Linked DNA regions of Homo sapiens: regions 1 and 3 are each linked to region 2. Evidence: chromatin loops called from intact Hi-C (ENCODE). Cell type or tissue: B cell. All regions are shown on one strand. Links, peaks and the distances in the headings refer to the core of each region. The heading gives the core; the rest is flanking DNA. Region 1 has its middle 86 kb from the start of DHX35. Region 2 holds the start of FAM83D (family with sequence similarity 83 member D). Region 3 overlaps ARHGAP40 (Rho GTPase activating protein 40).

Region 1 (10,111 bases), core at 2,750-7,749, 120 kb after region 2:
TTGCCTGCTTAAGTGCGGCCAAAGAGATTCCCAGCGCAGCGTTCCCCCAGGCCCTCTGGCACACATGGCCACCGCTCCCACTTGTGGGTTCTCCTGAAGGCAATGAGCAGGCTAGGGAGGCTGGGAGGTTCACAAGGGAGGGGTGGTGCAGGCACAGGATTTAATACCCCAGGATCTCCATAGCCAGGTGAACGACCAGCACAGGCTACTGCCCATGGCTTCTTGACCATGGCCTCATCAGTGGCTCCAAGTATGAACGTCCTAGCCAGGTTCTTTGCTGGCCTCAGCCTGATGGGCGGACCCATATAGGACCCAAAGGTCGCCTGAGTTCCTTTCTGCGTCCCCACCACTGCCATCAGCCTCTACATCGCCCTGGACCCCAGGAGAGCAGGAGCTGGCTGATAAGGCCTTACCAGCTCACCCTCAGGCTGTTTATTTTAGCCTCGTTCTCTGGTTGCTTTTCTTCCCCGCATTTTAGGCTTGTTCTGTTTTCAAGTGCGGTCTTCAGTTTGCTTGGTGTCTGCTGTCCCTGTGTTTTCCCTTTGCTGTTGTTTTTTTGTTTTTCCTCATGGGTATGCCTCACCCCTTTAATCTCCACCTCTCTGACCTCTGCATTATTTTCCTTTTTACTGCGAAGTTTTAAAAAGAATGCAGTCGTGTTTATTTTTAATGCTCTTCAAAAGTATTTTTTCCTCGACATTTATGTTAACGTCTTGGTCTTTTTTGTACTCTGCTTGTTTGTCTAACTATTATTTTGGACATTTGTTGTCGTGGTTCTATAAATATTTTCTTCTGTGATCTTCTTTTGTTTCTTTTTGTTTTGTTTTGATACAGAGTCTCGCTCTGTCACCCAGGCTGGAGTGCAGTGGTGCAATATGGGCTCACTGCTGCCTCGGCCTCCTGGGCTCAAGTGATCCTCCCATCTCAGCCTCCCCGGTAGCTAGTAAAGACGGGGTTTCTTAATGTTGCACAGGCTGGTCTCGAACTCCTGAGCTCTAGTGATCCACCTACCTCGGCCTCCCAAAGTGCTGGGATTACAGGTGTGAGCCACTGTGTCTGGCCTTTTCTGTGATTTTCATCTTCTACTTTAGTGTATTAGTTTAAAACTCAACAGTTGACTTCCCATTTTATTTTACTTCCTTTGCCCCCCTTCTCTTCATTTCTTTTTTTTTTTTTTTTTTTGAGACAGAGTCTCGCTCTGTTGCCCAGGCTGGAGTGCAGTGGCATGATCTGGGCTCACTGCAAGCTCCGCCTCCCGGGTTCACGCCATTCTCCTGCCTCAGCCTCCTGAGTAGCTGGGACTACAGGCACCCGCCACCGTGCCTGCCTAATGTTTTGTATTTTTTAGTAGAGATGGGGTTTCACCGTGGTCTTGATCTCCTGACCTCGTGATCCGCCCGCCTTGGCCTCCCAAAGTGCTGGGATTACAGGCGTGAGCCACCGCACCCGGCCTCTTCATTTCTTATTATGCTTAATTTGCTTTAGTGGTTGGCAAAAGGCCTACCTGTAGGTGTGGGAGCTGGGGGAAGGTATTCCAAACAAAGGATTAAATGTCAGGAATGTACAAGGAGCTCCTATAAATCACCAGTGAAAAGACAACTCCAGCAGAAAAAAATGGGCACAGGGAATGGAAGGCAATGTATAGGGGCAGACCCAACACTCCACCAAACCACTGAAGAGATATTCAAAGTTAGTCATCAGGAAAACACAAGCTAAAGCAACAATTAGACATCACTCTGCACCAATGAGATTAGCAACACAGTGGAAAGGTGGCGGATGGAGATGCGGCGGCCTCTGTGCGCAGCTGGTACGGCAGTCCTGGAGAGCCACCTGGGACTACTCATGTGTGTTCCTGCCCCACAGCCCAGAAACTCTGCTTCTGGGGGTGTGTTCCCAACAAAATTCTCACCCGGGTCCTTAGGAGACACATGTAAGGATGCTTACTGGTGTGATGGATGGGGTGGGGACTAATGTCCATCCCTGGGAGGTGTGCAGGGACAATGTATTGGATGACACTGTGGATCAGTACAGAGCAGGTTCATAGAACACAGACCTGAGAAATAGCTGAGTGGAAGAATTAAGAAACTGCTGTAATCCCAGCACTTTGGGAGGCCGAGGTGGGCAAATCACAAGGTCAAGAGATTGAGACCATCCTGGCCAACATGGTGAAACCCTGTCTCTACTAAAAGTACAAAAACTAGCTGGATGTGGTGGTGTGCACCTGTAGTCCCAGCTACGCGGGAGGCTGAGGCAGGAGAATCACTTGAACCTGGGAGGCTGAGGTTGCAGTGAGCCAAGATCGTGCCACTGCACTCCAGCCTGGCGACAGGGCGAGAGTCTGTCTCAAAAAAAAAAAAAAAAAAAGAAAGAAAAAAAAAAAGAAACTGATGTGATAGTCCTGTTCACGGAGACTAAAACTACATGCACACAAAACCAATACGATTGCAAAAATATGTACAAACAAGATGTGCATCGCAAGTGTTGCCTGTGGGGGTGGGGGTAGGACACAAGGATTGGCAATAAAATAAAATGTAAAATGAAGTAAGATGGGGATAAGGAGCCTCAAGTGTTCATCTGGAGGAGATGTGGATTTTAGGACACATAGCCCTTCTTGTCTAAGGTTTTAGACCTGCTCACCAGTGGCCCCGGGAGGCAGGAGGTTGTGGAGTTGGCTTCAGAAGCCTGCCTCCCACCTCCAAGCTCATATTCTGGCAGGAACCACTTCTACCCTGGATGGAGTGAGTCGGCCAACAACATGAGACATTTTGATGCTTTTTTTCCCTATCACAGCGCATTTTTACTCAGATACATGATCTCCTTGGGACACCCTTTTAACTCGTGTTTATTCTACATGCCCCATGGTACAGTTAATTTTCATCGGCAATCTGAAAGCCAGCAACAGCCGCAGAGCTTGTCTAATCACCAAGGAGTCAAAGACATGCAGCCCCGCGGCCCCTTTCAGTAGAGGTGAAGGAACTCACTGGAAAAGCCCTCCCCAGTTTATGATTAAATAGGCTACTAAAATGGAGGGTAGCTTATAGGATTTATCTGGGCAGAGCGCCTTCATACTTCCAGGGCAGGAACCAGTAGGACAGACAGTGTCATTTAAGTCCTTCCTGCTGATCAGTATCCTTAGGTTGGAATTTATGCTCTCAGCCCATAGGGACTCTTGTTCCCTCCACTTCGGCACTTGGCACTCTGCTTCTGAGCCTTTGGCCTTCAGGAGGCGAAAGAGAACTGGATACACCAAGGCTTTGAAGATCCTGATGAGCTTTTGCCATCCGAGGAGCATGTAGACTTGAGCTGTGTTTGCTACACCCAGATGTGGCTCCCTCCTCTCTCTTGGGCTTACTGATCATTTAGAACCAGTTTAATTAGCACTGGTGTCTGCTTTTCCAAAGATTGCCTGGTAGGAGGCAGAAATCTGGGCCAGGTTAGTGAGGCAGCATGCAAACTGGAAGAGACCACCAGGGAACTTGTACAATGTAAGTCTTACTCCAAGCTTTCCATTGCTTGGAGAAGGGTGTTCTAAATCACCCTTGGTCTTCCCGACTTCAGTTGCAGACTCAGAAGGAGGGCAGATTCTGGGGCGATTTCTTGACCCAGTGGTGATGGGGTCGTGGGAACTCAGCTTCTAGGGAGACAGGGTAGGTTTCCTGTCCCCAGATTAATAAACCAAGGTCACTTCTCCTGAACTGTGATGATGCCTGGCCCTGTTCTTAGTGGGCATAGATGGAGTTAACTTTTTTTTTTTTTTTTTTTTTTTAGAGGCGGGGTTTCACTATGTTACCCAGGCTGATCTCGAACTCCTGGACTCAAGCGATCTTCCCATCTCAGCCTCCCAAAGTGCTGGGATTATAGGCATGAGAGTTAGATTTTTCACATGGGATTTTTGCCAATTGATTAGTCTGTTGCCCCAGCCAGGATTAGGACAAAAGGGCTTTGCATCCCCACAGCCTCTCTTGATTGATCTTGTTCATGCACAGATGGAATTCGGACACCCTTTGGGTATGTGAATAACCCTTACAGGCCACAGGACCCAGATTAGTGACACCACAACTGGGCATCATCTGAGTAGGGAGGACAGGAGCACTGAGCTCCAAGTCAGAAGATCCGAATTAAAAAATGACCACCTTTAATGAGGTATAATTCACATGTAATAAGTGCACTCATTTAATTGGATAGTCAATACGTTTTGACAAATCAGTACACCACAGTGACCACCAAAATCAAATATAGAACATTTTCACCCAAAAAGTTTCTCATGATCTTTTGTAGTCAACAGCCACCCCGACTTTGCCCCCCAGCCTCAGGCATCACTATTCTGCTTTCTGTCACTATGGGCTAACTTTGCCTTTTCTAGAATTTCATACACATGGGATCATTTAGGATATACTCTTTTGGGTCTGGAGGAGACCTGGTTTAAGCCCCACACCCAAAATTAGATAACTTTGTGACCCTTGGCAAGACATAATTTTGTCTTCAACTCAGTTTCCTTACCAGTGCAATGGGGTGGTAATAACTTAAAACCAGCAAGCCTTCCTTCCTTCCTTCCCTCTCCCTCCCTCCCTCCCTCCTGTCCTTCCATGTGCACAGGTGCCACAGTGAGCTCCATTGTAAAATTCCAGAAAGGAGCTGGGTCAGGGGTTGCTCAGGAAACAGGAGCCTCTGCTCCCTCCACGTGTGTCACAGAGGGCACCCGCTGCCCCTCCCTCCATGCCCATCCCAGCCTCCCTGGTGCCGTGGTGTGCAGGTCCCCGCATCTCCTTCAAGGTGGACTCCTTTTATTTAAACAAGGGAGATAGGAAGTCACCCCGGAAAGAACCAGATGCGGTGATGAGGGCCCCCACCCTCAAGATGGGCAGAGGCCAGAGGTGACCAGGACCTAAGCAGAGGGGAGGACCATGTCAGGGGGTGGGGGTGCACAGAGGCCCGGAGTGGGGCCCGCCTGGCCCTGGGGCTCGGGACACTGGAGTTTTCAGGGGGAGCAGTGAGTGGAAGGCTCGTGGAGCTGCTGGACACCAGATGAGTGTTGGCATCAGGACACACACATTGCTCAGAACCACCCAGGAACAATCTGATGGACACCTTTGTGCCCTTCACAACACAACTCACTGACACTGGACACCCAGAAGCACTTGCAGATAAGAGACCACTGCACACAGAGCACAGTCCCTGCTTCCCTGGAGCTCACGTGCTAAAACATGACCCACATCCAGGCTGCAGCCCGTCCTTAGCCAGGGATGTGGAGGGTCCTGAGTCTGGTCCTGTTGAGTCCTGAGTCCTCCAGACTGGCCCTGCCAAGTTGCCAGGCATCTGATGCAGCAGAGCAGCGCTATGCTGCCCTCTGCTGGCCACATGGAGGCAGTGAGTCCCCACACTGCTGTCCACTCCTGGCAATGGGCTCAGGGGAAGTGGACTGTGTTTCTGGTCCCTTGCTTCTGACAACCTGATAGAGCAGATATGGAAGGGCAGAGGCACTATAAGAACTCTTCTCCCAGTTCCTTGATTCCCCCCCATTATTCCTTGTGTGTCCCCCACTTCCCCTCCCTTCCCTGTGTCTGGATTTAAGAAATGACAGTTGAGGCAAATCATGTTGCTTTTTCGGCCATCTCCTGCAGTGTCCCCTTTCCATGGCCTCATCCTGTCATGGCCCTGAGCTGTTGCAACTGGTTCAGGGAGGTCTCTCTTGGCCATCTTTCATCCAGTGGGGATGGAGAGACCAGTGCCATTTCTGGAGGGAGCACCTGAGTTTGGAGGTGAAACATAGGTGATACCTTATCCAGGTGACACCTTCCCTAGGCCACAAAACCATAGTTTCTAGATGGAGCTGGGCATGGTGGCTCATGCCTATAATCCTAGCACTTTGGAAGGCTGAGGCTAGAGGATGGCTTGAGGCCAGGAGTTTGAGACCAGCCTGGGCAACATAGGCCCTGTCTATACAAAAAAATAACAATTTAAAAAATTAGCCGAGTGTGGTATGTGTGCCTCCAGCCCTAGCTACTCATGAGGTTGAGGCGGAAAAGTCACTTGAGCCCAGGAGTTTGAGGCTGCAGTGAGCTGTGATCAGTTGTACCACTGCATGTCAGCCTGGTCAACACAGCGAGACCTTGTCTAAAAAAAAAAAAAATAAAAATAGATGGACTGGTGCCGTGCCTTTTTTTTTCCCCCCACAGATTCTTTGACATGCCTCCCATGCAGAGGTGGGGTCTATGTCCCTCTCATGAATCTGGCCAAGTTGGTAGTGGTTTTGACCCAGGGTTGTGTGAAGTGATGTGGTGTGACTTCTGAGGCTGGGTCACGAAAGGCCATGCAGCTCCTGCCTGGCTTGCTGGGACACTGCCACCCGAGCAAGCCAGCTACCTGATAACCAGGATGCTGGAGAGGCTACTCATGGGCTGTGGTTCATGATGCCATCTGAGAAGTGGGTCCTCTGGCCCAGCTCTTCCAGGGCCCAGCCTTCTGGGTCACTGTCAGCTGAGGCCCAGACATGCAGGAGTACAGACAAGCTGTCCCTCCTGTGCCCTGTCCCAATTCCTGACCTGGCTTCTGGAGCTTGGTTTGGAGATGGAGCCCACCTTGACAATGCTGTTTCCCTGGGAGAATGGGCCCCCTCTTGGCTGGCTTGCAGGAGCTCTGGGAGTCTCCTTCCCCTGTGACTCCTAGGGGCTTGGTGGCTCTGAGCTGGGCAGCTCCACATTCTCTCAATTTCATTCTGTCTGATCCATGTTAGTTTTATTTACTTTTTATGTATTTTTTATTTTTCTGACATAGAATCTCGATCTGTTGCCCAGGCTGGAGTGCAGTGGGGATCATGGCTCACTGTAACCTTCAACTCCTGGGCCCAAGGGATCGTCCAGCCTCTGCCTCCCAGAATCCATGTTCGTTTTAATATGAAAGCAACGTTTTATGCGACAACCAGGAGCTCTGAAGGGTTTTCACGTGGATGAGCCACACGCCGGGATTTGGAATTGCGGGAAGTGCCCAGCGAGTAGGGTAGGAGGAATGTTGGGGGTGGGACTGGACTAGAAGGGAGGCTGGGACGTCGTCGAGAACGAGATTGCAGGGACGCTGCGGTGGGAGAAGTCGAATTCCCACCCTGTTCGTCCTCCGCAAAGAGTGACTGAGGCTCAAAAAGCCACAGCCTTGCCCAAAACGGATGCAGCGGGCGCAGGCACGGTCCACACCCCGAAGCTTGCCGATGCCCTCGGCGGCAGCCCGTCCTGCAGAGCCGCGTTCCCTGCGCCCAAAGCAAGGTCGGACCCCCACCGGGATTCCCGGAACCGGGTGTCCCGCGCGTCCCCAGCGCAGGCAGAGACGGCGAGACTTCCGGGTCGGCGTTGCACACGGCGGCCGGCAGGCGGCGCTGGAGCCCCGCGTTTGGGCAGCCAGGACGCCCTTGCGCTGCTTCGGGTCCTGCGAGCGCCCAGGGAGGGGGTGAGTGCGGGGAGGGGTCAGACCCGTGTCTTGCCCGGTGCGAGCTCACCGCCTGCCCACCGGGCACGTCCACAGCAGCTCAGTCCCGGTCTGAGCGCATCGGAGTGAAAACAGCCCCCGCACCTCTCGTGACGGTGTCCCCTTCTCTGTCCACGTTGCAAGAAGCTATACTGTACTCACCAAGTCTTTAAATCTTGACCACTTCACCAAGGAAGGTATGAACCTCTCCATTTTACAGGCCCAGTTCAAAAAGCAACGACAAAAATCAACACCAGCAAACCTTTATGGAGTTCTAATTATTGACCTGGCCTGCCAGGGTCCTTCAGAGTGGAGTTGGGGTGGGTGCGGGAGAGGGGTCAAAAGCCAGCCCTCAGGAGGGGGCCACCCGCGCAGCCCTCTCTCCACCATCAGGGCTCTTGCAGACCCAAGGGCCTGCCAGGAGAAGCAGATGGGCCATGGTAAATCTGAGGGGCCATTGGGATGCCCAGACTGTCCCAGGTCACCCCATTTCTGCATTTTTGTTCATTTTGTTCAGGTGGCCCTGAATGTTGTGCCCTCCTCTTGGGAACTGTAAGTAATACAATCTTCCTTTCAGGCAGTTGACTCTGTGTCTGTCATCTTCCCATACCTGATTACAACAAAATCATCCCATGTACATTTTTAAACAACTGTCTAAGATTGTCGCAGGGCTCAAATGACTTAACTTTAAGTGCTTACAATGATGCCTGACACATGGTAAGGCTAATCGAGGAGTAGCTATTGTTACATCTCTTTCTCCAGCCTCTTCCTTCTTTGCACCAACTGCCTCCCTCTGAGCAATTTTGAGGGAGGTTTATCTCGAGGTGCAGCCAATCCCAGCTGCTAGGGCCAAGATCAGCCACGTGCTCCTTTCCCTTGGCCATGGCTTTGGACACTCCAAGCTGGCAGTGAGTGCCAGGTGAGGGGGCTGCTAGGAGCCGGCAGGGGGGATCTCACCTTTGTGCCACTTATGTCCCTAATCAGGGGCAACCTCCCCAAATCTGCACCCCCAAATCCCCTCCCCAGCTTGACTGGAGAAATCACTCTAACTCCCAATGATAGCAACTCCAAATCATAGCAATAATAATTTACTGAGTGCTTACAGTGAGCCAGACACAGTGCTAGCATCTTGTACCAGCAGTTCTCAAACTTTTTGGCTTCAGGAACCCTTTACACCCTAAGAATGATCAAGGCCCTCAAAGCTCTTGTTCATGTGGGTTGTATCTATCACTAATTACCATTTTAGGAGTCAAAACAAATTTTAATAATATTTATTTATAATTTATTTAAAATAGCAATAATAAACACTACATGTGAGCATAAATAATATATTCCTATGACAAATAACTATATTTCACAACACACAAAATTTAAAGAGAAGGAAGTGTGGCTTTGTTTTATATTTTTGCAGATCTCTATAATGTCAGCCTTAATAGAAGACAGTTTGATTTTTATATCTGCATCTGCAAGTTTTTGAGATACCACATGTCATGTAGCCCCTGTAATATTCCACTGGGAGTTTTAAAAAGCTTTCACTGAGAGCAAAAAACCCCCACAAATAACATGTTTGTATTATTGTCAACATTATTCTGAATTTTATGGACCATCTGAAAGGGTCTCAGAGACCCCAGAGGTGCCCATAATACACTGTGGAAACTGCTGCCTGATATACATGATGGGTAGCTTCCAATATTGCCCCATTTTTACATATGAGGAAACTGAGGCACAAGGAGATTAAAGTGACTTGTCCAAGGTCATGCAGCCAGGCATCAAAGCTAGCTGGGGAGTCACTTGATTTTGGTGTCCAGGGTCCCAGCACTGAGCCCTGAAAGAGAGGGTAGGAACTGGGCACAGAAAAAGCCGGAAGGGCAGGTTGGGCCATGAGTGGGGGAGCTGGGTGTGCAGTGAGGGGTGGGGGTGGGAGGGGACCGGGGGATCAGTTAGTCACCAAGTGGTCCTGGTGACAGGGCTGGAGATGGCAGCTGGCGGCGGATGTAGCCTCGGGCTGGAAAATCAATAGGTGATCAGCGGTCCAGGGGCAAGCTGTTCATCAGGTGCGGCAGAGGGGCAGGGGCAGGGGCGGGGGGGCTGGGAGGAAATATCACTGACCCCCGGCAGGATTGATCAAACAGCCAGACACCCAAGGCCAAACTCACTAATAAAGTGAGACATTCAGCTCAGCCCGGCGGCTGCTGCTGAAGGTCTTAAAAAAACCGCTTACTGGGGAGTTCTTGATAAACTGTCTTTGTTTCTTGAGGCAAGTGGGAGGGAGGACAGACTGTGGGGAGGCCTGGCTCGGCTGCCGTTTGGCCTGGGACTCATGGTTTGCCCCAGGTCTGGACCACAGAACCCTGGTGCTTGTATGGCATGTGTGCTTGCACTACAGCACATGCCATTTGTACAGGGCATGTGCAGACACATATGTGCACACTATGTCGCACACATTCAAATGTGCCTGCACATGTCTTTGCACGCCCGTGCACATGCTACAACCTACATTTGCTTATGGTATGTGTGCACACATATGCATGTGCTACAGCACATGTGTACAAATATGCCTTGCATGTGTGCATAGACATGCGTGCACCGCATCACATGGCATTTACACATGCATATGCTATGGCACATATGTGGGCACAAATGTGCCTTGCATGTG
Region 2 (10,111 bases), core at 1,914-6,913:
TTGCTGCCAAATGCATCTCAGGTTTTTAAAGTCATTGTTTCTTGCTCATGGTGGCTCATTTATTACATAGTCCCCTCACCCCACTAATGGATAATGGGAGGAAAAGTTGCTGCTTCCTTCAGCATCAAAGCCTTTCCTTGGGAATCTGCCTCCCTCCATGGCAGGGGTGGATTCGGGAGCTGGGAGTAACCAGGCAAAGTCAACCAGATGCCTAGCTCCTGCTGAGACCCAGGTCCTATGGCAGCTCCTCATTAGATTAAAGGAGACCACTTCCAAAGCAGGTGCTGCATGGCTCACCATCATATGCCCCAAACAACTGAAAGTTGGCGGTTATCACCAGACTGTGAGTTTCTGGCAAGTAGCTTGGGGAAGCTGAATAAACTCTAGGCCCAGGGCTACTAAAGACTTCAGGATAGAATTCTCCATCAAATATACAGCATAAGTAAAACTGCTCTGCACTGTTTAATCCATTTCCAAGGGGCTTAGAAAAGCTAACAAGGGTGTGTCCCCTGTCCTGCCCCACCGGTTTGCTGGCTTTGTAATAACATAAGACCATTGTGGTTGTTGGTGTCAGATACCTTCCCATCCTGAGCTCTCTCACCTACCTGCTCTCTCTCCTAGAGCAGGATACTGGGGTACTTTTAAGAAGGGTGCTCCTTTTAAGATGCCCAGAAAAGCTGTATTTAACTCTTGCTATTTGTAACTTGGGGATGGTCTCCCCTGCCCCAGGGCACATAAGAGCAAAGGCTCCAATGGTCAGTGGATGACTCTGCAAAAGTGACCCCCTGTGCCAGAAGCTATAGCCCTCTCCCCAACAGGTCTCTCTTGTTGGCCAGAGGGCCTGCTTCCCATGGGCATTGCAAGTGCCACCGTGCGGGGCCTGGCTCTGCACACCCAGGAAAAGTCTGCAGACCCCCAGCCCTCCGCAATAATTCACCAGACCAGAAGCCACTGGTGTACAGAGAACACTTAAAAAAATGTATTTTATGTGAAAAAAAATTAAAACTCTGTATACTGTATCAGCAGCTTTGTGTAAAAATGGCAATCAAGAGAGTCTAATATATTTAAAACTTTTTTAAAAAAAATCTTCGCAGATCTTTGATATCGTACTGAGGTAACTTCCACGTAGCCCCTTGCCACGCGGCACCGGTGGGCCTTGGGTCCAAAACTGTGGCTCAGCCACATCCCAAAGGGGGCACATGTCCCTGGAGTTGCTTCCAGCTGCCAAGGCCTGTGACAGAATTCGCTGTTAAGAGTTTTTAATTAAAATTATTAAATTCCTTTTAATAACACCTGCTAGTGTGAGTGATTATTGCTGTGAGCTCACTTGAACAGTGCTGACTTGAATTCACAAAGAGGAGGTTCCTGGAATAGAGGGTGGGTGAGAGCTCCTAGTCTCTTCCCCCTTACCCCACCCCTTTCCCACAGAGGGCTTTCCCATGAGACCCCTGAAATAGAGGGAGCTCTGGGGGCTCAGACCTGGAGCAGATGTCTCCCCAGACTAGGAGATGGTGAAAACTGATGAATTCAAGAAAAGGTGGGTGGTTGGGAATGACCTTCATTCTGTCAAATAATCTCTTTGAAATTAACATGAGGCCGTATAGTAGCATATATTTATTCCATACATTTTCAAAGTTTTTCCTGATATTTATTTATTTATTTTTATTTTTTTAAGATGGAGCCTCACTCTTTCACCCAGTCTGGAGTGCAGTGGCGTGATCTCAGCTCACTGCAACCTCTGCCTCCCGGGTTCCAGCAATTCTCCTGCCTCAGCTTCCCAAGTAGCTGAGATTACAGGCGCTCGCCGTGATGTCCAGCTAATTTTTTGTATTTTTAGTGGAGATAGAGTTTCACCATGTTGGCCAGGCTGGTCTCCAACTCCTGACCTCAAGTGATCCTCCCGCCTTGAGCTCCCGAAGTGCTGGGATTATAGGCGTGAACCACCACGCCCCGCCTCTCATGACATTTATATGTAACAAGGGTGCCCCTCTCCTCTGTCCCATTCTTGGAGTGAACTGACATGTCCTGTCCTCTTCCCCCTGCCCCATTCCACTCTTTCCCCTCGTGTGCTTATTGTGGGGAAGTACGATACTATAAAGTACTTCACCTTATGACAGCAATACAGCAGCTAAGGCCCCGGCCATTCTCATTTTTTACCTCGAGCATTAAAGGCATAGAGAAGCTATGTGGTTGCACAGCCTCAGACCACAGTCCTTGGTCCTTGTCCCACACAGAACTTTGTTGGTGTTTTTCTTGAAAGAGGATGAAAAGGGTGTCGGATCACAAGGTCAGGAGTTCGAGACCAGCCTGGCCAACGTGATGAAACCCCATCTCTACTAAAGATGCAGAAAATTGGCCAGGTGTGGTGGCATGAGCCTGTAATCCCAGCTACTCAGGAGGCTGAGGCAGGATAATCGTTTGAACCCTGGAGGCGGAGGTTGCAGTGAGCCGAGATCACGCCATTGCACTCCAGCCTGGGTGACAGGGCAAGACTCCGTCTCAAAAAAAAAAAAAAAAAAAAAAAAAAGAAGGTGCTCTCTTGCAGCCTCCCGGACCCTGGATACCAGCGCAGGGACACATGGAAGTCCCCACACTTATTCTTGAGAAACTTCACAAAGGGATGGGGATGGGGAGAGGAGAGGTAGAGAGGGAGAGGCGTCTCAACAGCGGCAGGCATTCATCCATTTAAAAAGGTTATTGGTTGCTAAATAATAATGGTAACATCTCACATTTATGACCCACTTTTCATTTACATAAAAAAGATGACGACTGAAAATTGACTGTTGGATTTAGCTCTGTGGAACTCATGATGAACCTGACAAGAGGTTTTGGTAAAGCAGTGGGGGTTTTAGCCTGATTGAAGAGGGCTGGAAGGGAACTGGAGACAGCAAGTATAGACAACTGGTTTGAGGGTTTCTTTTCTTTTCTTTTCTTTCTTTCTTTTTCTGAGACAGGGTCTTACTCTGTCACCCAGGCTGGGGTGCAGTGGTGTGATCATAGTTCACTACAGCTGCAAACTCCTGGGCTCAAGTGATCTCTTGCCTCAGCCTTCCCACTGGCTGGGACCATCATGAGCACTGCCATGCACTAAAAGTTAGGCGCACCACCATGCCCAGCTAACTTTTGTATTTTTTTGTAAAGACAGGGTCTCACTATGCTGCCCAGGCTGGTCTCAAACTCCTGGGCTCAAGTGATCCTCTTCCCTTGGCCTCCCACAGTGCTGGGATTACAGGTGTAAGTCACCATGGCCAGCCACATCTGAGATTCTATGCTGCAAAAATAAGAAGTGAGATGGGGAGCTTTAGAGGAATGTAGGGTCAAGAGAGGGTTGTTTTAAGATGAAAAATATTTCAGCATGCTTGTAGGCTGATAGAAATGAATCGGTAAAGAGGGAAGCTGATGTTCCAGGAGAAAGAAGAAGATTGCTGGAGCGATGCTGGTGAGTAGTAGAGGGGCTGGAAATGCCCAGGCAGAGGGGTTGGGGTTGGATGGGCACAGGCACAGTTCATCAATGCCCAGTATACGGGCAGAGATGCAGACAGGAAGGTAGACTAGATGGCCGCACGTGGACGTTCCCTTCTTACTGTTTCTGTGTTCTTGCTGACATGGAAGACAAGCTGTCAGAGAGGAAAAGGTAGAGAGAATGAGGGAAATGCGGCCTACCAGGCAGTTTTTTTGTTTGTTTGCTTTTGTTTTGTTTTGTTTTGTTTTTAGATGGAGTTTCGATCTTGTCGCCCAGGCTGGAGTGCAGTGGTGCTATCTCGACTCACTGCAACATCCGCCTCCCGCGTTCAAGTGATTCTCCTGCCTCAGCCTCCCGAGTATCTGGGATTACAGGCGTACACCAAGACACCTGGCTAATTTTTGTATTTTTAGTAGAGACGGGGTTTCACCGTGTTGGTCAGGCTAGTCTCAAACGCCTGACCTTAGGTGATCCGCCCTCCTCGGCCTCCTAAAGTGCTGGGATTACAGGCGTGAGCCACCGCGCCCGGCCTCCTAGCAGGCAGTCTTACGGATTATGAATTTAAAACATGACCAGTCAGTAAGCATGGTTACGCTCTTTTTGTTTTTTCTTCAGCCCTGTAGGGCTGCCGGGGTGCAGGTGGAAAGTAGGGTATAACCACGGTTGGTTGGGGTTTTACAAGGCAAAAATCGATGAAATGAGAGAAGACTACCCGAGGGTGTAATCAAAGGAGCAGTCCTAATACGATGAGCCGGTATTCTTTGAATGAATGAATACATGGTTAAAGGCAGGTGATAAAGGCGATATGGTTGGCCATGCCAAAGCACTGAGAGCCTAGGAGCAGCGTGGCCAGAGTCTCCGGGAGTCGGCACCTGCCTCTCCTCGTTGTCTAGGCCTGACTGTCCCTGGCCTTGCACGGCCGCGCAGCGGGGCGACCGGCAGGGGGCGCGCTGGGATGGCCAGGAGCTCGGCTCTCCCCGCTCTGTCCCTGCTCTGCGGCCCGCCTCGCCCCTGCAAGTTTAAATTCCTCTTAGCAAGCCCAGCATCGCAGCCAATAACGCATCAGGGGGCGGAGCCGTAGAGGCTTGCGCCCCGCCTCGCTCCGCTATTGGAAGGAAAGCAGCCAATGGGAGAGCCGAGGCGGGGAGGTGCGGCCAATGGCGCGGGCCTGTTTGATTCAAAGGTTGCCTATAAAGCGGGACTGCACGCCGGTTTTTGTCCGAGGGCTGTCGAGTCCGAGCGCCGCCATGGCTCTGCTGTCCGAGGGCCTGGACGAGGTGCCCGCCGCCTGCCTGTCGCCGTGCGGGCCGCCCAACCCGACCGAGCTGTTCAGCGAGTCACGGCGCCTGGCTCTGGAGGAGCTGGTGGCGGGCGGCCCCGAAGCCTTCGCGGCCTTCCTGCGACGCGAGCGCCTGGCTCGTTTCCTGAACCCCGATGAGGTGCACGCCATTCTGCGCGCGGCGGAGAGGCCGGGAGAGGAGGGCGCGGCGGCGGCGGCGGCGGCCGAGGACTCGTTCGGCTCCTCGCACGACTGCTCTTCGGGCACCTACTTCCCCGAGCAGTCGGACCTGGAGCCACCGCTGTTGGAGCTTGGCTGGCCCGCCTTCTACCAGGGCGCCTACCGCGGCGCCACGCGTGTCGAGACGCACTTCCAGCCCCGCGGCGCTGGCGAAGGTGGCCCCTACGGCTGCAAGGACGCTCTGCGCCAGCAGCTCCGCTCGGCGCGAGAGGTGAGCGGCCCTCCAGGGCCCTGGGTCGCACGGGAGACCCCCTTCAAGAATGGGAAATTGAGGCCTGCTGGGAGTACGGGCCGGGGCCACTACCTCCTCTGCGCCCTACCGGAAGCGCGCGCGGGCTAGGTGGTCCCAGGGTCTCCGACTCACACCCCACTCTGCGTGTCTCCCCCGGATCCCCCGGGCCGCTCCTCGTGGCAGGGGATAGTGGGAAAGCCTCGGTTCCCAAGGATGCGAATTGTGCCCGGGTTCCATCTCCTAACGTTCATATCCCTGAAGGAGGGACCAGAAGTACTCTGAGTTCCAAATTTCAGTTAAAATCAAACTTGGAAAATTGCCTATTTCCCTGTCTGTCAGCCAACGCTAGATCCCACTTTCAGGAGCTTCTTAGGAGACTCATTACCAAAGAACTTACGCAGGGAAAGTTCCAGAAAGATGGTCTCCAGAGACAACTACGGGGCATTAGGAAGCAATTATTATTGCTAATTACTTTCATGCATCTTTTGCTGTAAAAAGCAGATAAACACGAGAGTGGCAAAGTGAGAGCCCTGCCGCTTTTTCTTTCTTGTCTTTTTTTTTTTTTTTTTTTTTTGAGACAGATTCTCTTTTGCCCAGGCTGGAGTGAAGTGGTGGGATCTCAGTTCACTGCAACCTCCGTCCCCCGGGTTCAAGTGACTCTCCTGCCTCAGCCTCCCAAGTAGCTGGGATTACCGGTGCCCGCCACCACGCCCGGCTAATTTTTGTATTTTTAGTAGAGACGGGGTTTCTCCATGTTGGCCAAGCTGGTCTCGAACTCCTGACCTCAGGTGATCCACCCGCCTCGGCCTCCCAAAGTGCTAGGATTACAGGCGTGAGCCACCGCACCCGGCCCCCTGCCGCTTTTTCTACTGCCAGAGACTGGAGGGGAAACTGGGGCAAGGGGTTTGTTTTCCATAGGCTGGGTCTGTGCCAGATTGCAGTGGTCTCCTAAAATGCAGATACATTTGCATTAGATCGGCTTCTGTATTCATAGTGGGTTTTGGTCCTACTGTCTGACTCTTAGTATGGCATGGTCATGGGTGCAATGGAGGTCTTGTCTGCTTGCCAGCCTCGATAAAGCTGCAGCAGGGTGCTGGGGATCAAGGAGGAAGAAGGCAGCCTGCAGGTGGGTGTGGCACATAGAGTGTCGTGGCAGACACCTTGGTCTGGAGCCATGGTCAGGTTGCTTGCTGACTGGCAGTGCCCAGCTCCCTGGCTATCTGCCTGTGCCAGGGACATGGCAGATAAAGCCCCAGCCATGTTAAGACTTGTTAGGGCTGGTACCTGAGTGTGTCTGAGTGTGGGTGAAGATACCAGTGCATTGTCAGGTTGACATGTCCAAGCCCCGACTCTCACCAATGTTCTTAATGTTCTTTCCCTGACTGGTGGGGTTTCAGTGGTAGTGGATACAGTGACCTAGTGCCTTGCCTTTGAGGGAGTGGTTGTGGGCTGCAGCTAGGCTCTTACCAGCCCTGAGGTGCTTTGGGTGGACTGAGGGTTTTTTGATGCAGCAGACATTTTCCTTGCGGGTTCAGTGAAAAGATTAAAAAGATGGAAAAGGCAGACTTGTGTAGGTATGCATCCCCAAAGCTCATGTCCAGTAGAACTTGAGCACTTGGAACCTGAAAAATGTAAAGAACTGGTCTGTATAGTGAGAGCTGTGGATTGTTCTAGTCTTTTGCCCAGCCCCAAATTTTAGTGATAGCAAAAGGGCACTGGAACTAGAGGCCAGAGGGAAACTATTAAACTCACGTGCTGGCGTGAGGAGGGGATGGAGCCAGGAGCTCAGACTCTCCCTCATCTCACGGGCATTTTGTAATACTGACATTTCCAGATAGAACCTGCTGCCCTAGTCTAGCTACCCACAGTTCCCTCCGAGATGCTGTATTTGGAACCTGGGCAGTTTTAACTGAGAAAGGTGGTACATTACCTTTAAATCCAATGAGTATTGGCTGGGCACAGTGGCTCAAGCCTGTAATCCCAGCACTTTGGGAGGCTGAGGCAGGCAGATCACGAGGTCAGGAGTTCGAGACCAGCCTGGCCAACATCGTGAAACCCCGTCTCTACTAAAAATACAAAAATTAGCTGGACGTGGTGGTGCGTGCCTGTAATCCCAGCTACTTGGGAGGCTGAGGCAGGAGAATTGCTTGAACCTGGGAGGTGGAGGTTGTAGTGAGCTGAGATCACACCACTGGACTCCAGCTCTGGGCGACAGAGCAAGACTCCCTCTCGGAAAAAAAAAAAAAAAAAAATCCAATGAGTATTTTCAGTGTGTCCGATAGATGCCAAATTATTTGCTTACTCATTGCCTGCTGTGTATCAGACACTACCATGGCTGGGGCCACAGGGGAAGGCATCATCCTTGCCAACACTTGAGAGTGGACAGTGTGCTGATGGGAAACAGTGAGGAGTTTGCTGCAGGTACTGCGGAAAGGGCTAAAGAAAGAAAGTCTCCGGAGTGGCAGTGACCTCAGAGCTGGGTGGGGCTTGCCAGACCTAGGGTATGGGGGCTGGCCCACAAGTGTTTAAGGACCTGGAATGTTTGGGGGCAGCCAAATTCCCCACAGCGGGTTAGTGGTAGGAGAGGAAGCTGGGGTAAGGGATGCTGAAATGAGTTGGGTTTGAGACAGTGCTGAATTTGAGGTCCCAAAGACAATCTCTTTTGTTTAAAAAAAAAAAAAAAAGCCAGGCCATGGTATCATGTGCCTGTAGTCCCAGCTACTCAGGAGGCTGAGGCAGGAGGATCATTTGAGCCCAGGAGTTTGAGGCTGTAGTACACTATGACTACGCTGTGAATGGCTACTGCACTCCAGCCTGGGCAACACGGGGAGACCCTGTCTCTTTAAAAAAAAAAAAAAAAAAAGTAATGCTTTCTGTTTGCCAGGCACTGTTCTAGGTGATCCCAAGGAAGGTGCGATTATCATCTTCATTTTACAGCTGATAGAACTGAGGCATAGAGAAGTTAAGTGGCCCCGAAGTCATGCAGCTAGAGAATGAAGGAGCCTGTACTCAAATTGAGGCACAGAATGTCTGAACCACTGTTAACCACCACACTCCCTGTGGAGGGTTCAGGAGCCTGTGCTCAGGTGGGGAGAGGTGACAGCAGATCTGGTGGCTAGCTAAGAGCTACTACTATTTATGGGCATGCATTGTGGACAAGGGAGTGGCTGTGTCACCTTGACCACATCCTTTGAAATCTAGTACCTGTGACAGCGAGGACCATGAAGGTGTAGGTCTCAGGCTGCTTTCAGGATGAAATGAGAAGCTGTTCTGCATCCGTGTTCTGATAGCAAAGGTACCTAATGGTGATATGATTGAGCACTTTGAATGGGTCAGTTTCTGTGCTAAACCCTTGACCTGAATTACCTCATTTAACCCTCCCAACACTGGGAGGAGGCTACAATTAAGAAAAGACCAGGCACAGAGAAGTTAAGTAACTTGCCTGAGATCACACAGTTAGCATGGGACAGAGCTGGGCTCAAGCCCAAGTCTGTCTAGTTCCAGCTCTGAAGCTCAAGTGTTTTTTTTTTGTTGTTTGTTATTATTTTTTTTAAGACAGAGTCTTGCTCTGTCACCCACGCTGGAGTGCAGTGGCATGATCTTAGCTCACTGCAACCTCCACCTCCTGGATTCAAGTGACTCTCCTGACTCAGCCTCCCGAGTAGCTGGGATTACAGGAGCACACCACCATGCCCAGCTAATTTTTTCTTTTTTTTTTTGGAGACAGAGTTGCTCTTTTGGCCCAGGCTGGAGTGCAGTGGCACAGTCTCAGCTCTCAGTAACCTCTGCCTCCCAGGTTCAAGCGATTCTCCTACCTCAGCCTCCCAAGTAGCTGGGATTACAGGCACCCTCCACTAATTTTTGTATTTTTAGTAGAGATGGGGTTTCGCCATGTTGGCCAGGCTGGTCTTGATCTCCTGACCTCGCGATCTGCCTGCCTCAGCCTCCCAAAATGCTGGGATTACAGGCGTGAGCCACTGCGCCCGGCCAATTTTTGTGTTTTTAGTAGAGATGGGTTTCGCCATGTTGCCCAGGCTGGTGTTGAACTCCTGGGCTCAAGTGATTCACCTGCCTTGGCCTCCCAAAGTGCTGGGATTACAGGCGTGAGCCGCTGTGCCCGGCCACTGAAGCCCACACTCCTAATCCCTGCTGCATACAGCCTCCCTGCCATGAGGAAGGATTGGAGCTTTGGTAGTTTTCAACAGGCTGAAGGTTTGTAACAGTTGAAGATTGGGACTTTTTAATTTCCATGTTGCGTATTCTATAAACAGGAAAATGACAATGACTAGACCTGTCCTTTTCAGGAAGAAAACGAGGTGGTCAGTTTTTAGAGTAGGAGGCATTAAGGCTGGCAGAGAACCTCCTCAACCCATCAAGTGGGGAAGGTGGTTCATGATGCCAGGAGAACATAGGTCTCTGAGTTTAGGTTTTGTAAACTAGAGTGTGTTTTCCTCTCCCTGGGAAAGATAGAGCCAGATAGATGTTTCTGGTACCTGGAGCAGAGGGATCTGTGAGAATCTTTTGGTGGGTGAATGAAGGAACTTTGAATGCCACATGAAGGGTCCCACTTAACCCCAGAGGTTGGGGCCAGGCTGCAGTAGAGCACGGTCGAACCTCAGTGTTCGCTCCATGCAGCTTTATCTGCCTTCACTGAGGTGGTCTGAGGACCACCCTGCATCTTCAGGAATGTCTCTGGAAGGAGCCAGGATACGAGGCTCCTTGACCAGAGTATAGGCACAGGAAGCCAGGGTTACTTGGTAAATGGTAGGGCCTAATCCTGGCTTTGCAGCCTGAAGCGCTGGTTCTGGGATAGGTTTTATCCAGCAGCTCTCTGACCACACAGAATCACTCAGTGTGTCTGATACATAAAAGATGCTCAGTAAATACTGTAGGGGCC
Region 3 (10,111 bases), core at 2,878-7,877, 280 kb before region 2:
ATGAACCATCAGGCTTGGCCTCAACCTCATTGCAAAACATAAATCAGATTCCTTCCCTATGCTGTTGCCCACCCTCCACAGCACTCTTGTAATAAGATTCCACTTCTTACTAGGCCCACCTCCTCCGGCTCAGGTCCTGCCTATTTCTGGCCCCCTTTCCTCCTGGGCCCCTCCTTCCCCACTGTCTGGCCAGGCTCTCTCGCTTTGCTGTTCCCCCTCCTCTTTCCTTCCCTGGGGCCTCTGCACTTGCTGCTGTGTCTGAATGGAACCTCCCTCCACCCTCATTTGGCTGCTTTCTGCCATTCAAGTTCCAGCTGGCTGTCATTGCCTGCGAGGGGCCTTCCGTGACCCCACACATCATGCTGCCTGCCAGCCTCTATAATGATGCAATGATGCCCATCATACTCTGATTTATTCTTTGCTTGTGTATTATGTCTCCTCTCTGAAATGTAAGCTCCATGAGCCTGTGACTTTGTTTTCCTCCTTTACTATTGTGTCCAAGATTCCTAGACTGAGCACAGCACCTGACAGGTACTTGATAGATATTTGTTGATAAGTGAGAGAAGGAAAGAAGGGAAGGAGGGAGGGAGGGAGGGAGGAAGGAAGGAAGGTAGGTAGGTAGGTCATATGGGGTCGCAGGCCTGGCGCCCAGGGTGCTCAGCCTCTGTCTCCTACGCAGCTCTTCTCCAGGTTCCAGCCAGCTCTCAGCTGCTGGGTCTTGTCTGGCTCTGATGAACTCCTTCTTTGAATCTATAACTACTACCTCCTCCTACCTACCTCCTCTCCCCGGAGATCCTGACACCAGGTGTGAGACAGCTTTTCCTTTTCAACCCTCACAACACAGAGGGTTTCATGAAAACCTTCTATCTGGGCCCATTGAGCTCTCTGTCTCCCTTCCTAAGGGTGATTTGCTGGTTCATTGCATTTCTGACCCTGGGCTGCAGCCTGGACTGCATCTAGGTCTGTGCGGCATGTGCTTGCCTGCACATGCATGCGTGTGTTTATTTTGTTACACAAAGTATAGCGAGTGAACCTCCCACGAGCACTGGTCAGGGCTCTGTCTGAGCCAACATTAGACAAGGAAATAGTCCCACACCTTATGAAAAAAGGGATTCCTGGCTGTCCCCTGGCTTTCCAGCTCTGGAATTTCCCCAAGAAGAGACCAGACTGAGGGAGGGAGTCCCTGAGCCTCCCATGGAGACTGAGGTCCCTCCCTTCCCGCAGACATCCCCAACCTGAAGCAGCGCCTGCAGGTTCTTCACCTGCTCATCCTCATCCTCCCAGAACCCAACAGAAATGCCTTAAAGGTAAGAGTTACCATGCACCACCACCACTCTGCCATCTCAGCCCACAGCCACAGCCATGGCTTCAAATGTGCTCATTCATTCATTCATTCATTCAACAACTCTGCCAGGTGCTAGGGTTCAGTGATGACCCACACAAACCTCTCTTGAGACTTTTTCTTAAAGAAAGTAGATGAGTCCTGAAAGGGGATAGTCCCGGAGTGGGCACTGCAGAGCGTCAGTTCCACGTGGTGCTAACAGGTGTTAGCACCTTGTGGCCAAGCATGGATGGGTAAACACAGAGTTCATGAAACAAGGTTAAGAATACTTTTCTCCCCAGGACTTCTCAAAGCCTTTGGTATATTGAGGCTTTAGAGAATCTCCAAGTGGGATTAGAGTATGCAGCACTCTCCAAACTCAGTTGATCACAGACCTCTTTTGTTGTGGAAAGCATTGCATGGCACTGGTGTTCCATGCAGAACCAGTTTGGGAAACAGACCCTTAGCAAATTCTCCTTGTCGTATGGGAATGGATGCAGGGCCTTGGCCCAGCTCCCTGTACCGTCTTGACTGTCCTTCAGTCAGACTCAAGATGTGCCTCCAGGATCAGCCTGAGGAGGCCCCGGGTCTTCCTGTTTGAGTTTCTGCTTCCTTTTCAGTAAACTGAGGATGATAATAGCATTAATAGCATCTTGTCTAATTGTTTTGGAAATCATAAAAGCTAACTCATGAGGAATCATGGGGTAGAAGATGATGCTTTGCAGGGTACTCAATATGTGTCCTCTTTTCCTATCCTCTCTCCCTCCCTCTCTCCCTTCCTTTCTTCCTCCCTCCCTCCCTCCTTCCCTCCCACCTCCCTTCCATTTATTCTTCCTTCCACCACCCATTTATTCTCATTCGTCCATCTATTAATCTTTTCTTTCTCCATTCATCCATCCATCCATCCTTCCATCCATCCATCCCTCCCTCCCTTCTTCACTCCGTCCCTTTGTCCTTACTGGCTATATGACTCTTGGCACATTCTCCAAGCTTGTTTCCTTATCTGTAAAACACATGCAATAATAAGAGCTACCTTGGCCAGGCACAGTGGCTCATTCCTGTAATCCCTGCACTTTGGGAGGCCAAGACGGGAGGATCACTTGAAGTCAGGAGTTCGAGATCAGCCTGGCCAATATGGTGAAACCCCGTCTGTACTACAAATAAAAAAATTAGCTGGGTGTGATGGTGCACACTTGTAATCCCAGCTACTTGGGAGGCTGAGGTGGGAGGGTCACTTGAACCTGGGAGGCAGAGGTTGCAGTGAGCTGAGCCAAGATCACACCACTGCATTCCAGCCTGGGAGACAGAGTGAGACTCTGACTCAAAAAAAAAAAAACAAAAAACAAACAAAAAAAACCTACCTTATAAAGTTTCTGTGAGGATTAAATGAGATGTACCAATTAAAGGCCCAGGAACACAAAGAATACATAGTAAGTGGTAGCTCTCATCACTTTCTGCTGCTCTTCTCAGTGTCTCTGCTTCTCCCAGCATCTCTGCTTCTCTATTCCTTCCTTTGCATTTTGGGTAGACCCAGACTCCAGAAAGAAGGAGCTATCCTGGGCCTCACCAGGAAATGACCCATGTTCCAGACCTGTGGCCCTTTTCTACCTGGAAGTTGAAGTCTGACCCAGTTGTCTCATTAGTCTCTGAGGGAGCAGGGGAGGGAAAGAGTCTTGGACACACTGCAGAGCAGGAAACGGAGACACAGAGAGGTCATGGAGTGGGCCGGTGACACAGCTGGAACGGGAGCCCCTCTTGCTGCCCTCCCAGCTCCTGGCTCCTTCCTAGCACCCCCTTATCATTCATCAGAATGCCCTGGGGATGGTGGGGAGGCGCCAGGGATGGGCTGAGATTTGAGGGAGGCTCTGCACCCTTCCCTAGGCACTGCTGGAATTCCTCAGGAAGGTGGTGGCCCGGGAACAGCACAACAAGATGACTCTGAGGAATGTTTCCACCGTGATGGCCCCTAACCTCTTTCTGCACCAAGGGCGGCCCCCCAAGCTCCCCAAAGGCAAGGAGAAGCAGCTGGCAGAAGGGGCAGCCGAGGTGGTGCAGATAATGGTGCACTACCAGGATCTGCTGTGGACGGTGAGTGCTGCTGGGCGCTGGGTATCCCTCTGGGTGCAGCTGCCGTGCCGCCCCTGCTCTCCAGGAGCCTGGGCATTGTCCTTTCAGTTCCCTAGTGTGTCCCTTCCAGGACCTTTGTTGGCCTCTGCACAGGCCTGTGTTTTCTTCCTCCCCCTGCCTTAGTAACCAAGAAGAAGTGTCTTCACTTTCTGTCTCCACTGCCATGCCTCTCAGTCAGTCTGCTGCCATCTGGTCTACCCCAGATTGCAGGAGTTCCCCCAACTCCTGCAAATAATTCCTTCACATCAAAGCTTTTATGCTGCTGAGAAAGCCCCATCCCTGAGGCCCAGGATCACAGGGCCTGCCTAAGACAGAGCCCAGAACCAGATAACAGGGATACCCCTGCCCTCCTGCCCCCACCGTGAGCTTTGCCCTGAGTAACAAGTGACAGCAAGGGGAGGAGCCAGAGCAGGAGAGAGGCCCCTCTGCGGTGTCAGCATGCATGGTGCCCCTAGCACTGAGACCCCTCCAGCTCTTGAGACTCCTGTGAACACAAGGCAGCACCATCTACCACTGCTGACCAGGCTGCTTTCTCACCTAGCGATGCGTAGCCTCTTCCCTCCATCTGTTCATTCATCCTTCCATTCAGTCTCCCATCCATCCACCCACTCACCCACCTACCCATCCATCCATCCACCCACCCATCCATTTATGCAACTGCCCGTCACCCACCCACTCACCCACCCACCTATCCCCCCCACCCATCTACTTACCCACCCATCAATCCATTAATTCCTCCAACTCCCCCATCCACCCATATGCCAATCTATCATCCACTCACCCATCCACCAATCATGCATCTCTCCACTCATCTACCAATCCATCCATCCACCCACTCATTCACCCATCCACTCAACCATGCATCTATCCAACTAAACCACACATCTATCCAACTATCTACCCATCCATCCATCCACTCATCTACCAAACCATGCATCTATCCCACTATCTACCCATCCATCCACCCACAGTCCTTCCCTCTATCCCTTCCTTCTTCCATGGTCATTAGGTTAGATTTCCTATTCCAGAAACCAGCAAGTGAAGCCCTCTCTGACTGTTCCCACTTTTCTTCCTACCCTGCCTGGGCACTCGTCTGTGTTCTAAACACAGCAAACGCCAGCTGGCACTCCAAACTCATCTAGTACTTCACACTTCTGAATTTTTGCTTATGCAGTTTACTCTGCCTGGAATTCCCTTCCCTTTTTTTTTTTTCTAAGGGCAGAAGCCTGGTGTCCTCTGCTCATTCTTCAAGACCTCCTAGTTCAAAAGTCAACTCCTCTGTCGAAAGTCCCCTACTCCTCCCTCATACACCCCTTATACCCCCATAGTTCCTTTCTTCTCTGCACTCAGCCCTTTGAGATAATGTTGCTACTGAAAGACATTGGATTGTAATACTTCTTTTTATTGGAGGATGCTTTAAAAATTCAAGAAATTCTTGAATGTTTTCTTGTTAGAAAAGCTTCAGAAAACATAGATGTAGAAAAAGTGAAAGGGGAGAACCCCCATCACCCTCGCTCTTCCCCGTGTGTGTCACCTTTAGACAGCACACACATAGCAGCAAAAAGGGGAATTCAGAATCGACTCCAGTTTCGTCAGACCCTGGGAGACAGAAACATGTTATTAGCAGGGTCCATGGAGTCTGGGTTCTCTGACTCTGCTGGGTTCGGATCCCACAGAGAGGCATGGGTTGATCTGGAGGTCTCTGTAGGAATCCCCCAGTGTGGGCTCTCTGGGGGTTCTCAGAGCAGAGCCTGCTCCAGGTGTGTTTTGGGGACACCCCTGCCTGAGTGTGCCAGTGAGCAGCTATCCCTCAGCAGGTGCAGGACCCTCCAGCTTCTGTCGAGGGGACCACTATCCACTAAGCCTCAGGGTGGGCTCCACTCTCAGGGTCCCCTACTCCAAGGTCCACTTTAGGGGCTGAATGCCCCCTCCTCATTCCACCAAACCAGTGCTTCCGTCCCGTGTCCAACAAATGCATATTTCCAAGCCCTGTGGGACGCTGGGCCAGGGAAGAGGCCACGATGACCCTGGAGAGGGCTCTGCCTCTCGCCCCCAGAAGTCCTATCCCCCTGCCAAAACTTGATCCTTTCTGGCCAGGTCGCCTCTTTCCTGGTCGCCCAGGTGCGAAAACTGAACGACAGTAGCAGCAGGCGCCCCCAGCTCTGCGACGCAGGCCTCAAGACTTGGCTGCGGAGGATGCACGCAGACAGGGACAAGGCGGGGGACGGCCTCGAGGCGGTGAGTGCCCCCGACCCCAGACAGGTGGAGAAGGGCCGAGGCGACAGGAGGGCACCTGGGGCGCGGTGCTTCCCTTCCTCCAGGTCCCCGCTACCGGGCTGCCAGCAACGGCCCAGTGAGGCCACCAGGGGGCGTTGCGGCGCCGTCACGGGGAGCGAGGAGGCGTGGCTGCGAAACGAGGGCTTAGAAGCGGGTTGGGGAGGGGAAATGGAGTGACTCGGAGACTTCCCCTAGAAACCGTCACCGCCGCCCCATTTTTCGGCAGCCCCTGGCCGAGGGTTGGGAAAATGGGAGTCGCTCTGCGGGGTGTGAGGTGATTGGGGCTGGGTGGGGGATAGTAGAAGGGAAGAGCCTTCCAAAAATACTGAGTATTCCTAGGAGGGGTCCTGAACACGGTTCCTTATTAAAGTCCCGATTAGAGAAATTGATGAGCGTTGAGGCTGCACCGTGCACGATGTGTGGGTGATGGGTCTTTATACAAACCTACATGTCTGTGTTTGTGGGTGCGTTGCATGTACTCCTGCTGTGTGTACAAGTGCACCGACACAGGCATAGAAACACAAACATAGGCATAGAAACACAAACACACATCTGGAATGTGTATGTCTGTGATCTGTGCCCAAGTGTCCGGTATGCGTGTGTGTGTATCTTGTGATTTTCAGCGTGGGCATTTGCGTAAGTGCCATGTATGCGTGTTTATGCATCCACGTTGGAACTCCAGGCAAGCTGACTCTTATGTATATGGATCTTTCTCTCTCTCTCTCTGCAGACTCCCAAGGTGGCAAAGATCCAGGTGGTCTGGCCTATCAAGGACCCCTTGAAGGTGCCTCTCACCCCCAGCACCAAAGTGGCCCACGTCCTGAGGCAGTTCACAGAGCACCTCAGCCCTGGTTCCAAGGGTCAAGAAGACAGTGAGGACATGGACAGCCTCCTTCTACAGTAAGAGGCACCTCCTGGAGGCAGGAGCCTCTTCCCTGCAGGGAGGGCTCTGCACCCCAGAGCTGAAGGCCACCAGGGGGTTACACATACTGTTGGCCTGACCTGGCCTTCCCTTTCTGGGGTGGTCAGATGGGTTCTCCAATCTTAGAGAGTTTCTTGGCTCCAAGTAATAATCATGATGACCACCACTCACTCATTCACTTTAATAGGTATTTAATGAATGCCTACCACCAGGCACCATGTTTTTCTGTTGGTTTGTTTGTTTGTTTGTTTGTTTGTTTTGAGATGGAGTCTAGCTCTGTCACCCAGGCTGGAGTGCAGTGGCTCGATCTTGGCTCACTGCAACCTCCTTCTCCCAGGTTCAAGCGATTTTCCTGCCTCAGTCTCCCAAGTAGCTGGGATTACATGCACCTGCCACCATGCCTGGATAATTTTTTTGTATTTTGAGTAGAGACAGGGTTTTACTATGTTAGCCAGGCTGGTGTCAAACTCCTGACCTCAAGTGATCTGCCCACCTCAGCCTCTCAAAGCGCTGGGATTACAGGCGTGAGCCACCGCACCTGGCCCACCATGTATTAAGAGAATTATAGACTAGCCATGAAAAGAACAGACAGAGGCCCTGCTCTTAAGAGCTCACAGTCCTGAGGAAGACCTGGATATAAAGCAGATAGTCACGAATCAAAGATCAAGTTACAAACTGTATTAGGTTTCATAAGAAATGCAGGGAACAATGTGTCTGGAAGCCAAGGAAGCTGGTGTCATCTGGGAGCGAGGTGAGGCTTCCAGGCACAGAAAACTGCACAGTAAAGGTCCTGCAGCAAGGAGCAGAGCCTGGCCAAGGATCTGGAAGAAGGTCGGGGGCTGATGTGCAGCCATCATTCCTAGGGTACAGGAAACAGCCTGAGACCTCAAGAGCTTCCTTGTTGGCATTGGCACAAGGGACCCTCAGACTGTCATCTTCAGCAAGTATCTGATCCAGCTCCTCCTTGAACAGATGGGAGCACTAAGACTCAGAAAAGAGAAGGGACTTGCCTTAGGCCACATGGCAGAAAAGAGGCCATGGAATTGAACTCAGGATACCCATAATTATCATATAATAATTGTGATTCTTACATGATAGGCATCATTATCATATGTAATCATACAATGTCCATAATCCATCTTGACTCAAAATCTTCCCCTCACAGCAGGCTCCTGTCCCCATCTGTCACCACTCATTCCCTTGCCTTCGCAGTCTCCATTCTGATGCCCAGAAGAAAGGGGCCTCGCAGCGGGGTGCACCCCTGGCTGAGCCTCACCACGTGCCCTCCAGCTACCTCTCCCCAGCCCCTGGGTGCTGGACTCTGTCACTGGCTCCAGCTCTCTCAGGAGGGTCCTTATGCTGCTTCTCCCCAGCAGGACCAAAAATCAGTGAGGACTGCCCTTTCCAGGGCTGGGGGCCATGCACAGTTGTTGGTCTTGATGTTTCCAGAAGAAAAAGGCAGTAGTTTTTTTTTTCTCTCTCTCTGTTTTACAGCCATAGGTCCATGGAGTCAGCCAACATCCTCCTCTATGAAGTTGGAGGGAATATCAGTAAGTTCCACTGTGGGAAACAGGAACAGAGCCCGGGTCCCTGGGAGTTCTTCGACCTCAAAGGCTCACTGGGCCCTTCTGTGGGAGGCCAGAGTAGGCCTGCAGATGAGCCCTCCCTTCAGGTCTCTGTCTTCAATGAAACCAGGTGGAGTCCTGCTGTAAGGTTAAAGGTTAGCCTGTGCAAGTCTTAGGAGCCTATCCTGGAGTTTGGATTTTGCCTAGAGCTGGCCTCAGGCTTGCAGAGAGATGCAGAAGATTTGTTTAGTGTGAAGGTTCACAGTAGCACCAGTGAAACCGACGCCTCTGGGACACCCTAGCTGGGATGGACTTCATCCCTGGCCTAGGGGCCAAGGAGTCCTTAAGGAATTCTGCAAACACATATCCAGCTCTGGGAGTTCCCTGGCTCTGTGGGAACCAAGGATGGGCCGCTGTTTCCCTTTGCATTCTCTAGAGTAATGATCCTCAGACTTTACCAGAACCTCAGGATCCCCTGGAGGGCTAAGACACAGATTGCGGGGCCTAAGAATGTGTGTTTCTGATGAGTTCCCAGGAGTTGCAGATGCTGCTGGTCGGGGGGCCACACTTTGAGGGCCACTGGCCAAGAAGCAGAAGCTAAGACATGTCTTCAGTAGTACACGATGCATTGAGGGGGTGCCCCTCAGGAAAAGGGTTCCAAGGGACAGAGTGAAGGAGGATAGGGAAGGGGCAGGGGCCAGGAGTGTTCGCATCCTGGAGCTTGGCCTGATCCACTAGGTGGCTCTAGAGAACAAATCACATCAGAGTTGTTGCATTCTGAGGCAAGGGCACTGGTCTTCAGTACATCTGTGTCCGTCAGTCATCGACCGTGGGCTTCCCAGGGGAAAGGGGGTGTCACTTTTCTGGCAAGGCATCTTCCCTCAGCGGAGCTCAGTTCTCCAGCAAAAGAAGTAGCTGTGAGCTGTAGCAGTCAAGATGCATACAGCCAGGGGACAGTGCACTGCCTGGTGAAGGGCTCTGTGCAGGGGAACAGCATCTCCTACAGCCTCCCACTCAACCTCCTTCACCCCTTCTTCCCACAGATGAGCATCGCCTGGACCCAGATGCCTACCTCTTAGATCTGTACCGTGCCAACCCGCATGGTGAGTGGGTCCTTAAACAGAACCCCACCTAAACCCTGCGAGTCTCAGGAGCAGCCTGGATGCCTCCTCCTCTCCCCTGCTGGCTCTGTGTCCATGTACCCAGCATGAGAACAAAGCTATTCCAGGGGAGGGTCTGAGTTTTATTCCAAGGCTTCCTTTTCTGAAATGCCTCTCAGACCCCTCAGAAATAGACTCAGGGGTGGTGCTCTCTCCACTCAGAGGGGATGAGGGGCTAGGGCCTCAGGGAGGGGAGGCCAACACTGTAGCCATGATCAGCCCTGGAAGAACTGGACAGAGGAAGAACTTCCCTTCACAGCTCTCATGTTTTAACCGTGCACACAATGCCCTCACTCCCCTCCACCCTCCAGCCCTCCAGAGAGTTGCTTCCTACACCAAGCTTGCTGTATGACGCCACCACTTGGGGCGCTTGGATCTCCATGGGCTTCTGTCTGTGGCTTCCAGACTGGAGGAAAATTAAAAATGCAGTACCTTTATCAAGAGGTAGTTGGGGTCTTTTCCCCCCAGGCAAAATTGTTTCGAAAGTGGCCCTACAATGTGTAGTAGCAGCAGCACCAGAGACAAAACCAGGAGAGCTCTGTGACCTTGGACAAGCCCCTTGCCCTCTCAGAATCCTTTCAGGATGAGGGGCTAGGGCCTCAGGGAGAGGAAGCCAAGATTGTAGCCATGACCAGCCCCGGGAGAAATGGACAGAGGAAGACTTTGCTTCACAGCTCTCATGCTTTACATGTTGATTTGTACAATCTTGTCATTTTGTAATATGATATAATATGTAAAC

Evidence for each region. A loop is a pair of places that touch in the nucleus more often than their neighbours do. Peaks named below come from ENCODE experiments on the same cell type or tissue, not always from the same donor. Only the 100,000 strongest peaks of a DNase experiment are listed, where the experiment ranks them.
Region 1: it touches region 2 in a loop (25-fold over the local background); 85 of 110 quality-filtered maps call a loop at or near these places.
Region 3: it touches region 2 in a loop (7-fold over the local background); 7 of 110 quality-filtered maps call a loop at or near these places.

What each region holds. Positions count from the first base shown.
Region 1 is chr20:39,042,888-39,052,998 of GRCh38, forward strand. No RefSeq gene overlaps it. Among named protein-coding and RNA genes, the nearest start is that of DHX35, 86 kb to the left of the region's middle. In B cell, for the core only: CTCF peaks have their summits at 5,366 (motif pointing left), 5,567, 7,343 (motif pointing right) and 7,557; DNase peaks (open chromatin) are centred at 5,334, 6,424 and 7,354; H3K4me3 peaks cover 1,026 bases; H3K27ac peaks cover 545 bases.
Region 2 is chr20:38,921,733-38,931,843 of GRCh38, forward strand. It overlaps FAM83D (family with sequence similarity 83 member D), which reads left to right and starts at 4,685. Exons shown (of 4, transcript NM_030919.3): 1 at 4,685-5,193. The coding sequence starts at 4,711. It overlaps PPP1R16B (protein phosphatase 1 regulatory subunit 16B), which reads left to right. Exons shown (of 11, transcript NM_015568.4): 11 at 1-1,292. RefSeq lists a silencer at 4,303-4,662 and enhancers at 4,773-4,872, 6,258-6,347. In B cell, for the core only: CTCF peaks have their summits at 4,385 (motif pointing right) and 4,585; a DNase peak (open chromatin) is centred at 4,539; H3K4me3 peaks cover 1,713 bases; H3K27ac peaks cover 518 bases; H3K27me3 peaks cover 347 bases.
Region 3 is chr20:38,640,502-38,650,612 of GRCh38, forward strand. It overlaps ARHGAP40 (Rho GTPase activating protein 40), which reads left to right. Exons shown (of 15, transcript NM_001164431.3): 10 at 1,225-1,307; 11 at 3,203-3,409; 12 at 5,546-5,686; 13 at 6,456-6,625; 14 at 8,142-8,197; 15 at 9,256-10,111. The coding sequence ends at 9,347. Among named protein-coding and RNA genes, the nearest start is that of ARHGAP40, 44 kb to the left of the region's middle. RefSeq lists a silencer at 5,716-5,835. In B cell, for the core only: CTCF peaks have their summits at 5,746 and 5,799 (motif pointing right); DNase peaks (open chromatin) are centred at 5,100 and 5,830; H3K4me3 peaks cover 508 bases; H3K27me3 peaks cover 2,004 bases.